Linked DNA regions of Homo sapiens: region 2 is linked to region 1. A link is an interaction called in ENCODE POLR2A ChIA-PET data of the cell type or tissue named here. Cell type or tissue: GM12878. All regions are shown on one strand. Each heading gives the region's core, and the rest is flanking DNA. Links, peaks and the distances in the headings are about the cores only. Region 1 overlaps LAT2 (linker for activation of T cells family member 2). Region 2 overlaps CLIP2 (CAP-Gly domain containing linker protein 2).

Region 1 (11,683 bases), core at 1,594-9,593:
TTTTATTTATTTTTTATTTTTTGGAGACAGTCTTGCTCTGTCTCCCAGGCTGGGAGTGCAGTGGTGCAATCTTGGCTCACTGCAAGCTCCACCTCCCGGGTACATGCCATTCTCCTGCCTCAGCCTCCCGAGTAGCTGAGACTAGAGGCGCCTGCCACCACGACCGGCTAATTTTTTGTATTTTTAGTAGAGACGGGGTTTCGCCATGTTAGCCAGGATGGTCTCAATCTCCTGACTTTGTGATCTGCCTGCCTCGGCCTCCCAAAGTGCTGGGATTACAGGTGTGAGCCACCGTGCCTGGCCTAATTTTTTATTTTTAGTAGAGACAGGGTTTCACCATGTTGGCCAGGCTGGTCTTGAACTCCTGACCTCAGATGATTTGCCCGCCTCAGCCTCCCAAAGTGTTGGGATTACAGGTGTGAACTACCGCACCCGGCCAACAGCGCAGGATGTATTCAGTCTGGGGGCAGACACATGACTGTTTGTTAAATTTCATTTTTTGTTTTTAGAGATGGGGTCTTGCTCTGTCACCCAGGCTGGAGTTCAGTGGTGTGATCTTGGCTCACTGCAGCTTCCAACTCCTGGGCTCAAGCAATTCTCTTGCCTCAGTGTCCCAAGTAGCTGGAACCACAGGCATGTGCCACTGCGCCTGCCTAATTTTTTCATTTTTTTGTAGAGACAGGGCCTTGTTACATCGTCCATGCTGGTCTCGAACTCCTGGCCTCAAGCGATCCTCCTGTCTCGGCCTCCCAGTGTTGAGATTACAGGCGTCAGCCACCACGCCCAGCCTGATCCCATTTTATTTATTCATTTATTTAATTTATTATTATTATTATTATTATTTTGAGATGGAGTCTCACTCTGTCTCCCATGCTGGAGTGCACTGGCGTGATCTCAGCTCACTGCAACTCACTGCCTCCTGAGTTCAAGTGATTCTCATGCCTCAGCCTCCCAAGTAGCTGGAATTACAGGCTTGCACCTCCACGCCTGGCTAATTTTTGTATTTCTAGTAGAAACAGGGTTTCACCATGTTGGCCAAGCTGGTCTCAAACTCAAGTGATCCTCCTGTCTCAGCCTCCCAAAGTATTGGGATTACAGGTGTGAGTCCCTGTACCCAGCCCGACCTCATTTTATAGATGAGAAAACTGAGGCGGGGGGCTCTCAGGCAGAGGCTAGATTTGGTCCCATGAGCCCTCCTGCAAGACAAGTTGCTCCAACCTCACAAGCCTGAGATGAACTTGGGCCATGCTGGAGGGGTTGGGGGTACACCCCGGGTTGGGGGCACTGAGGCAAGGAGAGTTTCGAGGAGGGAGAAGGGCAGTGCCCAGGCGGGCCATGGGGAAGAGAGAGCAGAGCTTTCCTCGGACAACCTCCCGGGGTGACGTGGGTCGTGCCAGTCACACGGCTCAGAAATTCACTTGTTCCCACTGACTCACTTGGCTTTTGGGGAGAGGCCTGGTGGCTTCTCTGTGATGCGCCTCTTACAGAGGCTCAGGGCCGCATGGAGATTCCCTGTCATCTTACCGCAGGGATTTGGGAAGTCCAGAGAGGTCCTGAGACTTGTCCAAAGCCACACAGCTTTCAAGGGGGACAGCCCAGGTCCTGGTGGACCTCAGGGGGATCCCAAGGCAGGAGGTAGGCAGCCTGGAGCTCCTCCATTATTATTATTATTATTATTGAGATAGAGTTTCGCTCTTGTTGCCCAGGCTGGATGGAGTGCAGTGGCGTGATCTCAGCTCACTGCAACCTCCACCTCCTTGGTTCAAGCAATTCTCTGCCTCAGCCTCCTGAGTAGCTGGGATTACAGGCGCCCACCACCACACCTGGCTAATTTTTTGTATTCTTTTTTAGTAGACACAGGGTTTCACCATCTTGGCCAGGCTGGTCTTGAACTCCTGACCTCATGAACCACCCGCCTCAGCCTCCCAAAGTGTTGGGATTACAGGCATGAGCCACTGTGCCCGGCCATTTTTTTTTTTTTTTTTTTTTGAGATGGAGTCTCGCTCTGTTGCCCAGGCTGGAGTGCAGTGGCATGATCTCGGCCCACTGCAACCTCCACCTCCTAGGTTCAAGTGATTCTCTTGCCTCAGACTCCTGATTAGCTGGGATCACAGGCGTGTGCCACCACACCCGGCTAATTTTTGTATTTTTAGTAGAGATGGGGTTTCACCATGTTGGTCAGGCTAGTCTCGAACTCCCGACCTCGTGATCTGCCCGCCTTGGCCTCCCAAAGTGCTGGGATTACAGGCGTGAGCCACCACGCCCTGCTGGAGCTCCTCCCTTTTAAGTCCTGTTTACTGCTCCAAGCCTCACCTTCCCCAGCTGTGGGATGGGGAGAAGCCCTCCTCACTGGTGGCCAGGGTGGGAAGAACACGGCGGGTGGGGGAGAGTGGACACTCGGGAGTGTTGGCTCCACAAATGCCCACCATACTCAACCCCTTCAGAGACCCCACCACCCTCAACTCTGTCCCCAGCCATCTCCAGGGGGCCAGGTCTCCTTATTATTATTTTTTGAAACGGAGTCTCACTCTGTTGCCCAGGCTGGAGTGCAGTAGCATGATCACAGCTCACTGCAGCCATATATATGTATATATATATATATATGAAAAAATATATATAAATATATATATATGAAAAAATATATATAAATATATATATGAAAATATATATATAAATATATATATGAAAATATATATAAATATATATATGAAAATATATATATGAAAATATATATAAATATATATATGAAAATATATATGAAAATATATATATGAAAATATATATGAAAATATATATATAAATATATATATATGAAAATATATATATAAATATATATATGAAAATATATATATAAATATATATATGAAAATATATATATAAATATATATATATGAAAATATATATATAAATATATATATATGAAAATATATATATAAATATATATATATGAAAATATATATATAAATATATATATATGAAAATATATATATAAATATATATATGAAAATATATATATAAATATATATATATGAAAATATATATATAAATATATATATATGAAAATATATATAAATATATATATGAATATATATATATATATATGAAAATATATATATATGAAAATATATATATAAATATATATATGAAAATATATATAAATATATATATGAATATATATATATATATATGAAAATATATATATATGAAAATATATATATAAATATATATATGAAAATAATATATATAAATATATATAAATATATATAAAAATATAAATATATATAAAAATATATAAATATATATATATAAACATATATATATAAATATATATATATATATTTTTTTTTTTTTTTGTATTTTTTTTGTAGAGATGGAATTTCACCGTGTTGCCTAGGCTGGTCTGGAGCTCTTGATCTCAAGCGATCCTCCCTGCCTCGGCCTCCCAACGTGCTGGGATTATAGGCGTGAGCCACCGCTCCTGGCCAGGGTCTGTTCCTAGTTGCAACAGTTCTTGGAAACCCACTCGAGAGGGCCACGCCTCCATTCACCAGGCCACGGTGGGTGGTGTGCGTATGTTTTGCTGAGGCCTGGTCATCACGCTGTGGCTCCAAGGCTGGGACCAGCCACAGACCGAGAAGCCGGTCAGGTGCCAGCCAGAGATTCAGGGCTCCCTCCCTCTGAACATCCTGTCTTTAGCCCATCCTTGGCATCCCAGCTCATGTCATCCCAGCCACCTGCAGCAGTGCCCTAGGGCCCCATCCCTCTGCGGATCATGCTCTTGGGCCACCTCCTCCAAGAAGCCTTCCCTGACCTCCCTCCTCCCAGCTCCCACCACAGGCAGAATCTGGGCTTGCAGTTGTTTCAGGAATGGAAGCCCCATTCCCAGGTCCTGGGGGGACCCCAAGGCAGGAGGTGGGCAGAGAGGGGTCCTGCGAAGCATAGAGGAGCCCTGAGTTGCTCTGGGGTGGGCGAGGGCTTCCGGGTGCGTCTGCGTGAGTGGTGGCCACAGACTGTCACCTCCAGGAGCCAGGGTGGGTTTACTGGAGGCAACCCACTGTGGGTTGATGGGCAGAGCCAGGGTTAGGGGCAGGACACTGGGGCCTGAATCCCATCTTTCCACTTAGCAGACGTGAGCTCTCTGGCCTCAGTTTCTCGATTTGTGAAATGCAGTGAACCTCGTCCTCAAAGGGCAGTTGTCTAGATTAAGCGAGGCTGTGTGTAGGGCTGTGTGCGTGCACATGGGGCTGTCTTGTGGGCCCCCAGAACCTTCCAGCACTTATCAAGGGTGAAGATGGCCCACAGGGCAGAGGTGTTGGTTTGGGGTCACATGGGGTGAACAGGACTGGTTCTGTCCTTGCCCAGTGCAGGAGCGGGGAGGGGAGGTGGTGTTTCCGCAGCCTAGGCTCAGGTATGGGGCTGTCCGAGCACAGTGGGGGTGTGGGGTAGGATTCCTGAAAAAGGGGCCCCTTGCTCACGGGCACCTCCCATTTCAGCATCACAAGAGGCAACACCAGGAGCCAACATGAGCTCGGGGACTGAACTGCTGTGGCCCGGAGCAGCGCTGCTGGTGCTGTTGGGGGTGGCAGCCAGTCTGTGTGTGCGCTGCTCACGCCCAGGTAAGCGGGGGTCTCGGGGACGTGATGGGGAGAAGGTGTGGACAGTGCATCTCAGAGGCCCTCTCAGGCCCAGACGTGGCTGTGGTCAGAAGAGGTGGTCAGATGAACCTCGTGATGTGACCCCTGACCCCTAAACTGCCCCCTGAAGACAATGGTCAGGTGCACCCGAGGGCTTTGGCTTTGCTGGGTCAACTGTGGTATCTCGAGCCAGAGAGATTGCCCCAGACGAGGGAGGGGAGGCGAGGTTGCCTGTGGCATCCACTTTTCTAGCCTCTCCTCTTCTAAAAAAGGGTGAGCAAATACCCTTTTTTCTTTTTTTTGGACAGAGTCTTGCTCTGGTCTCCCAGGCTGGAGGGCAGTGATGCAATCTTGGCTCACTGTAACATCCAACTCTCGGGTTGAAGCGATTCTCCTGCCTCAACCCCCTGAGTAGCTGGGACTACAGGTGCCTGCCACCATGCCTGGCTAATTTTTGTGTTTTTAGTAGAGACGGGGTTTCCCCATGTTGGCCAGGCTGGTCACGAACTGCTGACCTCATGTGATCCTCCCGCCTCGGCCCAAAGTGCTGGAATTACAGGAGGGAGCCACCACACCTGGTCCCAAATATTCTTTAATATCAGGTGGCCGGTGATGATTGACAGTTTGGCCCCCAAGTCCTGTCTGAGTCCTGCTGGAGACAAGACATGGCGGGGGGTGTCTGACCTCAGGTCGCAGCTGCTCCCAGACCCTTTGCTAATCCTGGCCTTTTCTTGCAGGTGCAAAGAGGTCAGAGAAAATCTACCAGCAGAGAAGTCTGTGAGTTGCCTCGATGTCCCTAGCCTGGTGTATTCATGTGCCCTGGGCATGGACGTCCTCAAGGGAATTCCTAGCACCCCATCCTTCACCCCTTCACTCACACCTCCTCCGTGCCAAGTTCTAGTGGGTCCCTAGCCATCAGAGAAGGGAGAGAAAGTGTCCAGGGGCTGTCCAGGCCCTGCTGTAGCTTGGGTTAGGGAGGGCTTTGGGAGGCGGGGACGCCTGGGCTGTGGGGCTAGCCACTCTTCAGCTTGCCTGTGAACCCCTCCAGAAGTCCAGGCATCTGGCCAGGCACGATGGTTCACACCTGTAATCCCAGCACTTTGGGAGGCCAAGGCAGGTGGATCACCTGAGGTCAGGAGTTTGAGACCAGCCTGGCCAACATGGTGAAACCTCATTTCTACTAAAATACAAAAATGAGCTGGGCGTGGTGGTGGGTCCCTCTACTCCCAGCTACTCTGGAGGCTGAGGCAGCAGGATCACTTGAACCCAGGAGGTGGAGGTTGCAGAGAGCCGAGATTGTGCCACTGCACTCCAGCCTGGGCAAAAAAGCAAGATTCCGTCTCAGAAAAGAAAAAAAGAAAAGAAAAAAAAAATAGAGGTCCACCAGGCACCTGTGTCCTCAGCCTCCCTTTGACCCCAATCCCCAGGGGCTAGTCCGCTCTCCCCTTGCAATGCAAGAGACAGAGAACCCGGCACAGGGTGAAATGTGAACGTTGTCGGAGACTCCCCTGGAAAAAACTGCCGGAGCTCAGGGGAGGATGTGGGCAAGTCCCTCGGGGGACCAGGGAAGGACTGTGAGAAAGACCCAGGGAAGGGCAGTGGGTTCGACACTGCAGACTGGGGCTGAAACCCAGAACAACCCAGGCACATGGGCAGTGGCCACAGGTGTCCTTTGATTAAGAGAATGGCTGTGGGCCCAGGAAACCTTGGAGGTCCATGTGCACCCCCGAGCAGTCACTCATGACCCACACACGCACACCCGCACACACATCCTTCCTCATTTCCTTTTGCAACTGAAAAACCACAGTGAGATTTGAAAATAGAATCTTCCCATCCTTGCTCATCGTGGGCCAGGGTTAGACCTTTCTGGGTCTTTCTGGCCACGTGGCTTTCTGGCCGCCTGCAACCTCCCCCGATGCCCCCCATGCCCTTGACTCCTCGGACACTTCCCCTCTCCCCTCAGGCCCTGCCCACCCCCAGCCCCCTGATTGATCTTAGAGCCATAGATGGTCAGGGCCAGACTCAGCGTCCCCATGTGGGAGGTGGAGGGGAGCTGTTTGGTCTTCTCCCTGGAATGCCTGTGCCTGCCTCTCCATCTGTCACCTCGGTTGGGCTCAGTCCCACCAGCCTGCATGAAGCGACTGCTGTGAGCACAGGCTCCGTTCCTCTGTTGCTTCTCCCAGGAAGCCACGTCTGACTGACTCTCTCCTGTGGATTTAGGGTATCTCTCCTAAATCAGGTCACCCTGAGCCCCAGTCTTCAAGGAGCTTGGAAGGCTGGGCCAGGTACCCATTCTGGTTCAGAGGAGGAGCCCCCAAACCTGCTTTAATAATGAGCTAATCCACTCCATTATCTGTAATGGCAGCTTCCATTTTCAAGAGCACCTCATGGTCCAAGATGGCAGCTGGGGTGCCGGCCCTCATCTCTGCATTCCCAGCAGCAGGAAGAAAGAATGAACAAGGATACAAAGGGTGTCTCCCAGTTGCCAGTGCCCCCGTTTAAAAAGATTTATTGGAAATATCAACAACCTTGGCTTGAATCTCATAGACCAGAGCTTAATCCATGGCCACACTTTGGTGCAAGGAAGGCTAGGAATAGTCTATTATTTATTTCTTTATTTATTTAGAGATGGAGCCACATTTACTTTTGTTCAGGCTGGAGTGCAGTAGAATGATCTTGGCTCACTGCAACCTCTGCCTCCTGGCTTCAAGCGATTCTCCTGTCTCAGCCTCCCGAGTAGCTGGGATTACAGGCATGCGCCACCATGCCCAGCTAATTTTTGTATTTTTAGTAGAGACGGGGTTTTCTCCATGTTGGTCAGGCTGGTCTTGAACTCCCAACCTCAGGTGATTCGCCTGCCTTGGCCTCCCAAAGCCCTGGGATTACAGGTGTGAGCCACCATGCCGGGTCTAGAGTGTGTGCTTTTTTTTTTTTTTTTTTTTTTTTTTTTTTTTTTTTTTGAGACGGAGTCTCGCTCTGTCGCCCAGGCCAGACTGCGGACTGCAGTGGTGCAATCTCGGCTCACTGCAAGCTCCGCTTCCCGGGTTCACGCCATTCTCCTGCCTCAGCCTCCCGAGTAGCTGGGACTACAGGCGCCCGCCACCGCGCCCGGCTAATTTTTTGTATTTTTAGTAGAGACGGGGTGAGTGTGTGCTTTTTTAAGGAATTGCAAACGCTCCCTGGGACCAGCAGGTGGGAGGCAGCCTCATCGTCACTCCTGGCTGAAATAATTTACCCCAAGTCATTGCTGGGTCCCTGAGCACCTGCCTTCATTCACCCTCATGCCCCAGAATCTCAGGGCTACCTCCACAGCCCTGTCCACAGACCCCTCCTGACCCGTCTCCAGGGGCCTGGGACCCACCGGCAGGATGTGGCCCTGTTGAGGCCATGTCAGGGATGGGTCTGGCTGAGAGCCGGGCTCCAGCCCAGGGCCCTGTGTGAGGGTTGGGCACCCAGTGCACGGAGGGGCCAGAGAATGGGGATAGCATGGGGAGCCGTGAGAATGAGGCCTGAAAGGGCAGCAGTTCCTCCCCACTGTCGCCCCAGTCCGTCCCTCTGCTTTCCCTCCTCATCCCTGCCTGTCCCTCCCTCCTGTCCCTGTGTTCTTGGGCTGTGGGAGTCCAGGCCCAGGCTCAGCACAGCCCATGCATTTCCAGGCGTGAGGACCAACAGAGCTTTACGGGGTCCCGGACCTACTCCTGTGAGTCTCCAAGTGTCCCCGGGTTGGGCTCTGGGTTGGGGGTGTCCCTATCAAGTTATCTCGGTCCCCATTGACCTGAGACCGTGGCCAGGCCTGATGTGGGGGGATGATGGGGTGAGGGGGCTGGGCTAGCTGGGGGCCCAGCCAACACCCCACTTCTTGCCCTTTGTAGTGGTCGGGCAGGCATGGCCAGGACCCCTGGCGGACATGGCACCCACAAGGTAGGTCACAGTCCCCCAGGAAGTGACAAGAATGAAAGTCCTGGAGGTCCTCACCTGGTGAGCCCAGGTCAAGACCTCCCTCCCTCCCCGAGTCCCAGAGCTCCAGGGCTCAGCTATGAAGGCCCCACAAGGGGTATGGGGGGATGTGTCCTGGGGGGCCTCTCCCCTACAGCCCCTCCTTTAACTCCCTCCTTCCCCCTCCCTGCAGGAAGGACAAGCTGTTGCAATTCTACCCCAGCCTGGAGGGTGAGTGGCACAGGGCAGGGACAGGGACAGGCCTAGCCAAGCTGGGACTAAGACAGGCGAAAACCCCATGGGACAGGCGTCGTGCAGTGGGGGCTGCGGGGCCAGGCGAGGCCTCCCCAGGAGAGACACACAGGCTGGGGCAGGGCAGGCTCCTGGAATCGGCCTGGCAGGGGGAGGGTGCACACTCGCACATGCCCCACTGAGGGGACAGGGAGCACTGCAAAGGCTCAGACACGGGAAATAGCTGGCCCTGCCTTGGGCTGCAGCACCCGAGCTGGGTGCAAAGCAGGGGCCAGGGGAGAAAGCAATTAGCTGGGTCTTTCTTCCAGATCCAGCATCTTCCAGGTACCAGAACTTCAGCAAAGGTAGGTAGGCTCCTGGAGAAAGGGGGAGGCCATGGTGGGGGCCACACCCAGGGGCTCAGGCCCAATTCTCGCCTCCTCCCGCAGGAAGCAGACACGGGTCGGAGGAAGCCTACATGTGAGTGACCTTGATCCTGTCCCCCCTGCCTCGCCTCTCCCCCTGCCCCACCTCTCCCCCTGCCCCACCTCTCCCCCTGCCCCACCTGCCTGCCACAGCCCTGGGCTTCCTGGTCCAGGAACCACCTCTTGCACTAGAACGAGGCATCCAGGTTCCCCTCCTTCTCCTGGCAGGCAGGCATTGGGCGACACTGTTGTCTCTTAGGTAACCCTGGGTTTGGGGGACTGGACTTTGCCCTGCTCTGGGACACAGAGTGTCAGGGGCGGGGGATAGAGACTCATTCAGCATCACCCAGTCAAAGACAAGCTACAGGACACCCAGAATCCCTCGGGGGTGTTGCATCATCTCACAGATGGGCAAACGATGGGGAATGGCCTAAGGTCACATAGCAAGGTGGCTCACCAGGTGCGGTGGCTCATGCCTGTAATCCCAGGACTTTGGGAGGCCAAGGCAGGCAGATCACCTGAGGCCAGGAGTTCAAGACCAGCCTCGCCAACATGGTGAAACCTCATCTCTACTAAAAATAAAAAATTAGCCAGGCATGGTGGTGCGTGCCTGTAATCCCAGCTACTCGGGAGGCTGATGCAGGAGAATCGCTTGAACCTGGGAGGCTGAGGTTGCAGTGAGCCGAGATCATGCCACTGTACTCCAGCCTGGGTGACAGAGACTCTGTCTCAAAAAAAAAAAAAAAAAAAAAAAAAAAAAGTGGCTCCAGCCCCTGGTGGCTCAGGGGTCCCAGGAAGTGGGGGTGGGGGAATCAGAGAGGAGATCCTGGCAGACCCCCATGGCCCCCAAGAGGAGCAATGGTGGGAGCAGCCCTGGCCTCACCGCCCCCTTATGGAGCCCCCAACCCGATCTCCAGCCTGCCCTGAAACCTGTGTTGTATATGTTTTCTTGGCCAGAGACCCCATTGCCATGGAGTATTACAACTGGGGGCGGTTCTCGAAGCCCCCAGAAGGTGAGGCGAAGGACAAAGCCGGAGGTGGAGGAAGTGGTGTGGGAGCTCAGGGCAGAAGCCATACCTCCAGGCAGGAGAGGAGGCTGGGCCTGGGTTCGGGTAAATCGGCAGAGCCGGTTGGGTGGACAGAAGGAGGCTGGTGCTGCAGGCGGGGGCCAAGAAGGGATAGGGGGCGGGCGGGTCAGCGTGGGAGAGCTGTGGGCACAGGGCGTGGGAGAGAGGAGTGGGCCACAGGGCAGGGAACTAGAGGGCTGGCTTGGGGAGGTGGGGGGAGGCCAGGTCCTTGTCAACGAGGACTGAGCATCTTCTCCTGACCCCAGAAGGTACCTGGGATGGTGATCCCTGCAGGCTCTGAGGCCACCAGAAACCTGGTCGCTGAATGCCTTTGCTTTATAGGAAGGGCAACTGAGAGGCCGGGTGTGGTGGCTCACCCCTGTAATCCCAGCACTTTGGGAGGCTAAGGTGGGTGGATCACCTGAGGTCAGGAGTTCAAGACCAGTGTGGCCAACATGGTGAAACCCCATCTCTACAAAAATACAAAAAAAAAAAAAAAAAAAAATTAGCCAGGCATGGTGGCACATGCCTGTAATCCCAGCTACTTGGGAGGCTGAGACAGGAGAATTGCTTGAACCCGGGAGGCGGAGGCTGCAGTGAGCCAAGATCGCACCATTGCACTCCAGCCTGGGCAACAGAGTGAGACTCCATCTCAAAAAAAAAAAAAATCCCCCCAAAAAAGGGCAACTGAGGACTCAGGGTGGGCAGTGCCTGCTGAGAGGTGCATGGGCCTGCGGTTTGAATCCAGCTCCATGACCTGGCTCCTGCCTGGACCATACTGGGTAGGACCATGGTGTTGGGGGGTCCTCTTCTGCCCCCCACCACTGCCACCTCCATTTTTTTTTTGAGACACAGCCTTGCTCTGTCACCCAGGTTGAGTACAATGTCACGATCTTGGTTCACTGCAACCTCCGCCTCCCGGGTTCAAGCGATTTTCCTGCCTCAGCCTCCCGAGTAGCTGAGATTACAGGCGCCTGCCACCACGCCTGGCTAATTTTTTGTATTTTTAGTAGAGACAGGGTTTCACCATATTGGCCAGGCTGGTCTTGAACTCCTGACCTCAGGTGATCCGCCCGCCTTGGCCTCCCAAAGTGCTGGGATTACAGGCATGAGCCACCCCGCCAGGCTGGCAGTGCTCATTTCTTAGGACCCCCAACATCACTGATGGATTTTGGGTGGGGCATCAGTCAGAGCCCAGCTTCCCCATTACAAGGCCAAGATGGGGTGCCAGGCGCTGAGGTGCCATACTCAGCCTGGGTCCCCGAGCAAAGCATCCTCAGCCTGCCCTGCCCTATCTGGAAGAGTCCAGCCCCTTCCCGGCAGTGGCTCTAGGGAGAGCTCCTGATTATAGAGATGAACCCCTGAGGCTGCCCCTGCCTCCCTCCCTCTC
Region 2 (8,000 bases), core at 1-8,000, 150 kb after region 1:
CTGTCACTGCCTCTGGCTGTGTCACCCTGGACTGGTGACATTAACTCTTGGGCCTCAGTCTTCCTATCTGTAAAGTGAGGTGTTGGTCCTGTCTTCTGCAGGCAGTTGGGAGAACTCTTCATATAACTGGAGTAAAGCACCCAGCACGGTGCCGGGCACAGAGGGACACCACATTTTTAAAAATTTTTTTGAAACAGGGTCTCACTCTGTCACCCAGGCTGGAGTACAGAGCCACAATCACAGCTCACTGCAGCCTTGACCTCCAGGGTTCAAGTGCTCCTCCCACCTCAGGCTCCTGGGTAGCTGGGACCACAGGCGTCCCCCACCACGCCTGGTTAATTTTTGTATTTTTTGTAGAGATGGGGTTTTGGCACATTGGCCAGGCTAGTCTCGAACTCCTGACCTCAGGCTATTCACCCGCCTCGGCCTCCCAAAGTGCAGGCATGAACCGTTGTGCCTGGCCTTGGAACACCGCATTTGTTCATTGCATAGAGTTCACTGTTCCTGCACTCTCCAGCAGAATATTGAGAAGAGGAATAGGCTGGGGGTGGTGGAAGGGAGGCTGGTTATCACACCAGGTGTCCCTGGGGAGCCGTGCACCAGGAAGAAGGCTGAATGCCCCACCCCTCCACCATGAGCCAGTTCACACTCACAGTGCGCCCCTCCCCAACCCTGGACTGAGACCTGTGAGTGGAGCTCACAGCTCCTGTCCTGGGAATCCATTTCCCCTTTTTTCCCTCCCTCCCTCCCTCCATTCATTCCTTCCTTCCTTCTTCCCTCCCTCCCTCCCTCCCTTCTTTCCTTCCTTCCTTCCTTCCTTCCTTCCTTCCCTCCCTCCCTCCCTTTTTCTTTCTTTTTTTCAGAGTCTTGCTCTTGTTGCCCAGGCTGGAGTACAATGGTGCGATCTCGGCTCACTGCAATCTCCACCTCCCAGGTTCAAGCAATTCTCCTCCCTCAGCCTCCCGAGTAGCTGGGATTACAGGCATGGCCACCAAGCCCTGCTAATTTTTGTATTTTTAGTAGAGATGGGGTTTTACCATGTTGGCCAGGCTGATCTCAAACTCCTGATCTCAGGTGATCCACCTGCCTCAGCCTCCCAAAGTGCTGGGATTACAGGCGTGAGCCACCGCGCCCAGCCTCCTTTATTTTTCTTTTTTGAGACAGGGTCTCACTGTGTCACCCAGGCTGGAGTGCAGTGGTTTGGCCATGGCTCACTGCAGCCTCAACCTTCTGGGCTCATGCGATCCTCCCACCTCAGCCTTCCAGGTAACTGGGACTACAGGCACACGCCATCATGCCCAGCTAATTTTTTGTATCCATTCTCATTTTACACATCAGGAAACTGAAGTTAAGAGAAACAGCAGCCAAGGGACTCCTGAAATGCCCTGTGTCCAGGTGTCAGCCCTGTGCTGTGTGCTTCGCTGGTGTCATCGCTTTCAAGGCCAGATGCAGTGGTTCATGCCTGTAATCTCAGCACTTTGGGAGGCCGAGGCAGGCGGATCACCTGAGGTCAGGAGTTTGAGACCAGCCTGGCCAACGTGGTGAAACCCTGTCTCTACTAAAAATACAAAAATTAGCTGGGCATGGTGGCAGGTGCCTGTAATCCCAGCTACTCGGGAGGCTGAGGCAGGAGAATCGCTTGAACCCAGGAGGTGGAGGTTGCAGTGAACCGAGATCACACCACTACAGTACAGCTGGGTAACAGAGCGAGGCTCCGCCTCAAAAAAAAAAAAAAAAAGTCACAAGTGGGACCCATCTCCCCTGCAGCCCTCCAACCAAAGACACCAGGCGGTGGGGACTCTGGCCGACTTGGTCCTGGGTCACCTCCTTGTAGGACACAAAGCTGACAGTGGACAGAGGTTTGCCTTGGCCTGGGATCCTCTCTACCTCCTAGATGATGCCCAGATACCTACATCTCCCTCCCCTGTCCCCAGGCAGCAGCCAGCCCCCATCCCCAACACCCCCACTTGGGTCTGTTCTGTGGGCTTTCAGCTGGCACCTGCGCTCCATAAGCTGTTGTTACTGTCGGATTCAGGGAGATGAGGGTGTATTTATATTTGCCTGAGACAGCCATAGTGGCCTACACATCTGGTTCCCATGGCGATGTGCCTGACGCCAACAAACACAGATCTTTTTTTCTTTTTCTTTTCTTTTTTTTTTTTTTTTTTGTTTCTTTAGACAGAGTCTCGCTCTGTCACCCAGGCTGGAGTACAGTGGTGTGATCTCGGCTCACTGCAACCTCCACCTCCAGGTTCAAGCAATTCTCCTGCCTCAGCCTCCCAAGTAGCTGGGACTACAGGTGCGCATCACCATGCCTGGCTAATTTTTATATTTTTAGTAGAGACAGGGTTACACCATGTTGGCCAGGTTGGTCTTGAACTCCTGGACTCAAGTGATCCACCCGCCTCGGCCTCCCAAAGTGCTGGGATTATAGGCAGGAGCCACTGTGCTCAGCCACAAACACAAGGCATCATGGAGTTTTGTTCAGAAGGGGCCTGGGTGCAAGTCTCTGCATTGTCCTGTGCTTGCTGTGTGGCCTTCGGCAGGTCGCCTGCCCTCTCTGGGCCTCATTCCTCATTGCTATGCCGAGAGCTGTTAGGAGGCCCTAGGAAGAGCAGCTTTGAGCTTTTTTTTTTTTCCCCCAAGATGGAGTTTCGCTCTTGTTGCCCAGGCTGGAGTGCAATGGCACGATCTCAGCTCACCGCAACCTCTGCCTTTTGGGTTCAAGCCATTCTCCTGCCTCAGCCTCCTGAGTAGCTGAGATTACAGGGATGCGCCACCACGCCCCGCTAATTTTGTATTTTTAGTAGAGACAGTTTCTCCATGTTGGTCAGGCTGGTCTCAAACTCCCGACCTCAGGTGATCCGCCCACCTTGGCCTCCCAAAGTGTTGGGATTACGGGCGTGAGCCACTGCAACTGGCCCAGCCTTGAGTTCCTATGTGTGGCTGTAAGGTGGGGTGGGCCTGTGTCTCTCCCCTGCGCTGTCTTGACAGGTGTGTGACAGAGTGTGTCTCCCTGAGGGTAGCCCTGATGCCTGGGCATTCCACATCCAGGGGCAGCCCTGGGAGTGGGGATTGGGTCTCTGACCCCCAGTTTTGAGGCCTGTGATGAGAACAAGATCAACAGCAAAGGAAGCCCACTTTCCTTCTCTCCTTTCCTTCCTCCCCACAGGTTGTTCCTTGTGGTAGTGTCTGTTCCCCGCAGTGATGAAAACAGTGTTGTCAGCTGGGCGCGGAGGCTCACGCCTGTAATCCCAGCACTTTGGGAGGCTGAGGTGGGCAGATCACTTGAGGCCAGGAGTTCGAGACCAGCCTGGCCAACATGTTAAAACCCTGTCTCTACTAAAACTACAAAAATTTTTTATTGAGGTTGCATGCCCAGTGATGTATGCCTGTAATCCCAGCTACTCAGGAAGCTGAGGCAGGAGAATTGCTTGAACCGTGGAGGCAGAGGCCTCAGTGAGCCGAGATCACACCAATGCACTCCAGCCTGGGCAACAGAGCGAGACTCTGTCTCAAAAAAAAAAAAAAAAGGGAGGGAGGAAGGAAGGAAGGAAGGAAAGAAAGAAGGAAAGAAAACAGTGTTGTCACTCACATCCCCGGGCCACCCTGCCCTTTATTTTATTTCCCACCACCCTGGGGAGGAAGGGTGTTGCCTTAAACACTGCCATTCTGGAGTTATTGGTGGTTCTTCCTAGAGTGCAGGTCAGCAGGTTGGGAGGTCTAGAGCTTTCCAGGACTGTGGGACATTTTGATGGCCTCGCCTCTGGATTCTGGGCCATTCTCATGGCCTTGCCTCTCTCTGCTGTTGCTCATTCGGTGAATCCCGTTGCTCTGGGCAAAGCCAGGTCAGCCACCTCTTTCCCTCCCCTGCAGGAAGGTGGAGGATCTGCAGTTCCGCGTGGAGGAGGAGTCCATCACCAAGGGAGACCTGGAGGTAACAGTCAGAGGCCCCTTCCCTGGGCACACTTAGCACCGGTGCCTGGCCCTTGCTAGGGCAGATGGTTGTGAGGTCCAGCAGCACCTCTAGGCCCCCCCGGGGAAGGGGCTGGGGGGGAAAATGGGGAAGGATCAAAGGTCTGATGTCTGAGGTGTTAGTGGCTCAGCCCCAGGAGCCCCCCAGGGAAGCTGTGCTCCCCGTGTCAGCAGCTGGATGGGGTGGGCAGGACGAACCCAGGGCAGGGCAGATGGGGGGCTGGGCCCCAGGATAGAGTGGCTGAGGTCCCCTGTCCCTTCTTCTTAGGCAATAGCCCTAAAGGTGCCCCTTCGTTCATCTTGGATTCCAGGTAAAATTTTGGCTGAAAGTAGCTTGCTGAGTCACAGAATTTATAGGTAGGAAAACTGAGGCTCAGAGACCAAGGGAGCTGGGTATGGTGGCTCACACCTATAATCCCAGCACTTCAGGAAGCCAAGGCAGAGGATCACTTGAGCCCAGAAGTTCAAGACCAGCCTGGGCAACGTAGCAAGATCCCATCTCTACAAAAAATTTAAAAAGTTAGCCAAGCATGGTCATGTGCACCTGTGGTCCCAGCTACTCAGGGAGGCTGAGGCTAGAGGATCGCTTGAATCTGGGAGATGGAGGCTGCAGTGAGCTATGATTGCGCCTGTTTTTTGTTGTGTGTGTGTGTGTGTGTGTGTGTGTGTGTGTGTGTGTGTGTGTGTGTGTGTGTGTGACTGTCTCAAAAAAAAGAATGGATGTTGGGGCACAACCCAGCGTCAGAGCCTCAGCCCAGCTCAGCATGTTCTAATTAAGTTTCCCTCTTGGCCAAGGGGCAGGCCATGTGGTTGCTCCTGGCTGACTTTTCCATTGGCAGTTGCTCTCCTGCAGGGGTTGGATGGACTTCTGGGAAAAGCACCTGTATTTGCCAGGAACAGAGACCCCCCTGTGCCAGCTGCAGTCACCATGGGGGCTTACTGAAGGGCTGTAGGAAAGGTCACAGCCTCCAAGGGCAGGCATTTCAGGGGACTGGAGCCAGAAACAGCATCGGGAGCTAAGCCCATCCATGTGCCCCTTACTCAGGGTCTCCTTCCGATCTGTGTCTGAGGTCAGGCTCCTCCTGTCTGTTTCCCACTGTGTTTCTCGGCTCTGCTCTTCTCCCAGCCCCGCCCACTACCTACCAGCTGTCATTGAGAGAGGCTCTGATTGGTCCCAGGGATAGCCAATGGGCTGGCTGGCTCTGGATAGGGGTCCACCCCGGATCCAGCCGGCCCTGGCTGGGAGAGGCAGGGGGCGGGACAGACAGTGACAGCTAAGTCAGTCCAAAGGGCTGCAGAATTCCCCATGCAACGTTTTATTGTAGCAAACTGAATTGTGATCATATTCATGGCAACCAGAAGGCAAAATGACCAAAGTCCCACTCATCCCCTCATCCCCACCCTTTTTTTTCTTTTTTGGAGACAGGATCTCACTCTGTTGCCCAGGCTGGAGTACAGTGGCACCATCTGGGCTCACTGAAGCCTCCACTTCCTGGGCTCAAGTGATGCTTTGCCTCAGCCTCCCAAGTAGCTAGGACTACAGGCGTGTGCCACCACACCCAGCTAATTTTTGTATTTTTTTTTGTAGAGGCTGGGTCTCACTATGTTGCCCAGGCAGGGTCTCGCTATGTTGCCCAAGTGGGTCTCAAACTCCTAGGTTCAAGCAATCCTGCCTCAGCCTCCCAAAGGGCTGGGATTACATGCATGAGCCATCACATCTGGCCCCCACCCATCTTAAAAGTCAGAAATAAAAGCCAGAGCCCCTCCTTGACCTCCTGGCCCCCTCCGCTTTATCACCCCACCTCTCTGCCTGTCTTTATTGCAAAACCCCCAGAAGGTTATCAGGCTCATGGTCTTCCCTCCTGTCCACACTGCCCCAACTACACAATGAGATGCCCCCATTCCAACTCCCCAGCCTCCTCTGCTGGCGTCTCCTCCTTCCTAATCTCTGAACATTGTCCCATCCAAGGGCTCAGTCCCAGGTCCGTTCACCCCTTGTCCACACTCACCCTGAGAGCTTCCAGTCTGTGGCCTCCATGCCCTGGAATGAGCCCCTGTAAGATCCACAGTCTTCCCCAAGCTCCCTGTACCATGCCCATTTGACATCTCCACCCAATTGAGGAAGAAGCAAGCACCTGTATCAATTTCCTGGGGCTGCAATAATGCACAGCCACAAATGTGTGGCTTAAAACAGCACAAACATATGCTTTCGCAGTTCTGGAAGCCAGAAGTCTAAAATAAAGGCTGGGCGTGGTGGCTCACGCCTGTAATCCCAACACTTTGGGAGGCCAAAGCGGCGGATCACTTGAGGTCAGGAGTTTGAGACCAGCCTGGCCAACGTGGTGAAACACCGTCTCTACTGAAAATACAAAATTAGCTGGGCATGGTGACGGGCGCCTCTAATCCCAGCTACTCCGGAGGCTGAGGCAGGAGAATCACTTGAAATTGGGAGGCGGCAGTTACAGTGAGCCGCGATTGCGCCACTGCGCTTCAGCCTGGGCAGCAGAGTGAGACTCCTTCTCAAAAAAAAAAAAAAAAAAAAAAAAGGCCTGAAATCAAGGTGTTGGAGAATCTATTCCAATCTAGCTTCCAGGAGGATTGCCGGCAGCCCCTGATGCTCCTTGGCCTGTATAACTGCATCAGGCCAGTCCCTGCCTCCTGTCACTTTGCTGCCTTGCCTGTGTGGCACTTTACTTGAACATCTTATGAAGACAGCAGTCACTGGATTTAGGGCCCACTCTAATCCAGTCCTAATCCAGTATGACCTCATTTTAACTAACTACATGTGCAAGACCCTATTCCAAAGAAGGTCACATTTGTTCTTTATTTTGTTTAAAAAAAATTTTTTTTTTTTTGAGATGGAGTCTCGCTCTGTCACCCAGGCTGGAGTGCAGTGGCGCAATCTCTGCTCACTGCAAGCTCCCCTTCCCGGGTTCATGCCATTCTCCTGCCTCAGCCTCCCAAGTTGCTGGGACTACAGGCATCCACCACCATGCCCGGCTAATTTTTTGTATTTTTAGTAGAGACGAGGTTTCACCGTGTTAGCCAGGATGGTCTCAATCTCCTGACCTCATGATTCGCCCGCCTCAGACTCCCAGACTGCTGGGATAACAGGCGTGAGCCACCATGCCTGGCCTATTTTGTTTAATTTTTATACAGATGGGTTCTCACTATATTGCCCAGGCTGGTCTCAAACTTCTGAGCTCAAGCGATCCTCCCACCCTAGCCTCTCAAAGTTCTGGGATTATAGGTGGGAGCCACCATGCCTGGCTAAGGTCACATTCTGAGGTTCTGAGTGGGCATGAAATTTAAGAAGTCACTATTCAACCCAGGACCACAGCCCAAATTGAACATGTCCTAACCACATCTATCCAGGCCTCCCCTAACACCACCCCCCTTACGGTTCCCATCTCAGATATTGGCCCCCAAATCCACACAGTTGGCTGGGCATGGTGGCTCACACCTGTAATCCCAGTGCTTTGGGAGCCTGAGACAGGAAGGTTGCTTGAGCCCAGGAGTTTGAGACCAGCCTGGGCAACATAGCAAGACCGTGTTTCTACAAAAATATTTTTTAAAAATGCGGGCATGGTGGCACATGCTTGTAATCCAAGCACTTTGGGAAGCCAAGGCGGGAGGATTGATTAAGCCCAGAAGTTCGAGACCAGCTTGGGCAACATAGGGAGACCTTGTCTCTACCCAAAATGGAAAAATTATCCAGGTATGGTAATGCATGCCTATGGTCCCAGCTACGCGGGAGGTTGAGGTGGGAGGATCGCTTGAGTCCGGGCAGTTGAGGCTGCAGTGAGCTGTGATCACACCACTGTACTCCAGCCTGGGCAACAAAGCAAGAGCAAGACCTTGTCTCAAAAAATAAAAAATAAAGGCCGGGCGCGGTGGCTCACGCCTGTAATCCCAGCACTTTGGGAGGCCGAGGTGGGCGGATCATGAGGTCAGGACTTTGAGACCAGCCTGACCAACATAGTGAAACCCCGTCTCTAGTAAAAATACAAAAACTTAGCCGGGCC

What was found. Peaks named below come from ENCODE experiments on the same cell type or tissue, not always from the same donor. Only the 100,000 strongest peaks of a DNase experiment are listed, where the experiment ranks them.
Region 2: POLR2A ChIA-PET joins it to region 1 with 5 read pairs; 14 of 35 experiments call an interaction of 5 or more read pairs at or near these places.

Annotation. Positions count from the first base shown.
Region 1 is chr7:74,211,454-74,223,136 of GRCh38, forward strand. LAT2 (linker for activation of T cells family member 2) reads left to right here. Exons shown (of 14, transcript NM_032464.3): 2 at 3,369-3,557; 3 at 4,494-4,616; 4 at 5,372-5,411; 5 at 8,291-8,334; 6 at 8,507-8,555; 7 at 8,764-8,801; 8 at 9,131-9,166; 9 at 9,251-9,281; 10 at 10,184-10,239. The coding sequence starts at 4,523. Among named protein-coding and RNA genes, the nearest start is that of LAT2, 7.3 kb to the left of the region's middle. RefSeq lists enhancers at 1,357-1,436, 1,567-1,626, 5,050-6,006, 8,636-9,484. In GM12878, for the core only: no CTCF peak of the experiment used is centred there; a DNase peak (open chromatin) is centred at 6,358; H3K4me3 peaks cover 2,695 bases; H3K27ac peaks cover 5,324 bases.
Region 2 is chr7:74,360,379-74,368,378 of GRCh38, forward strand. CLIP2 (CAP-Gly domain containing linker protein 2) reads left to right here. Exons shown (of 17, transcript NM_003388.5): 8 at 3,877-3,937. Among named protein-coding and RNA genes, the nearest start is that of CLIP2, 75 kb to the left of the region's middle. RefSeq lists enhancers at 3,585-4,456, 4,457-5,326. In GM12878, for the core only: no CTCF peak of the experiment used is centred there; no DNase peak of the experiment used is centred there.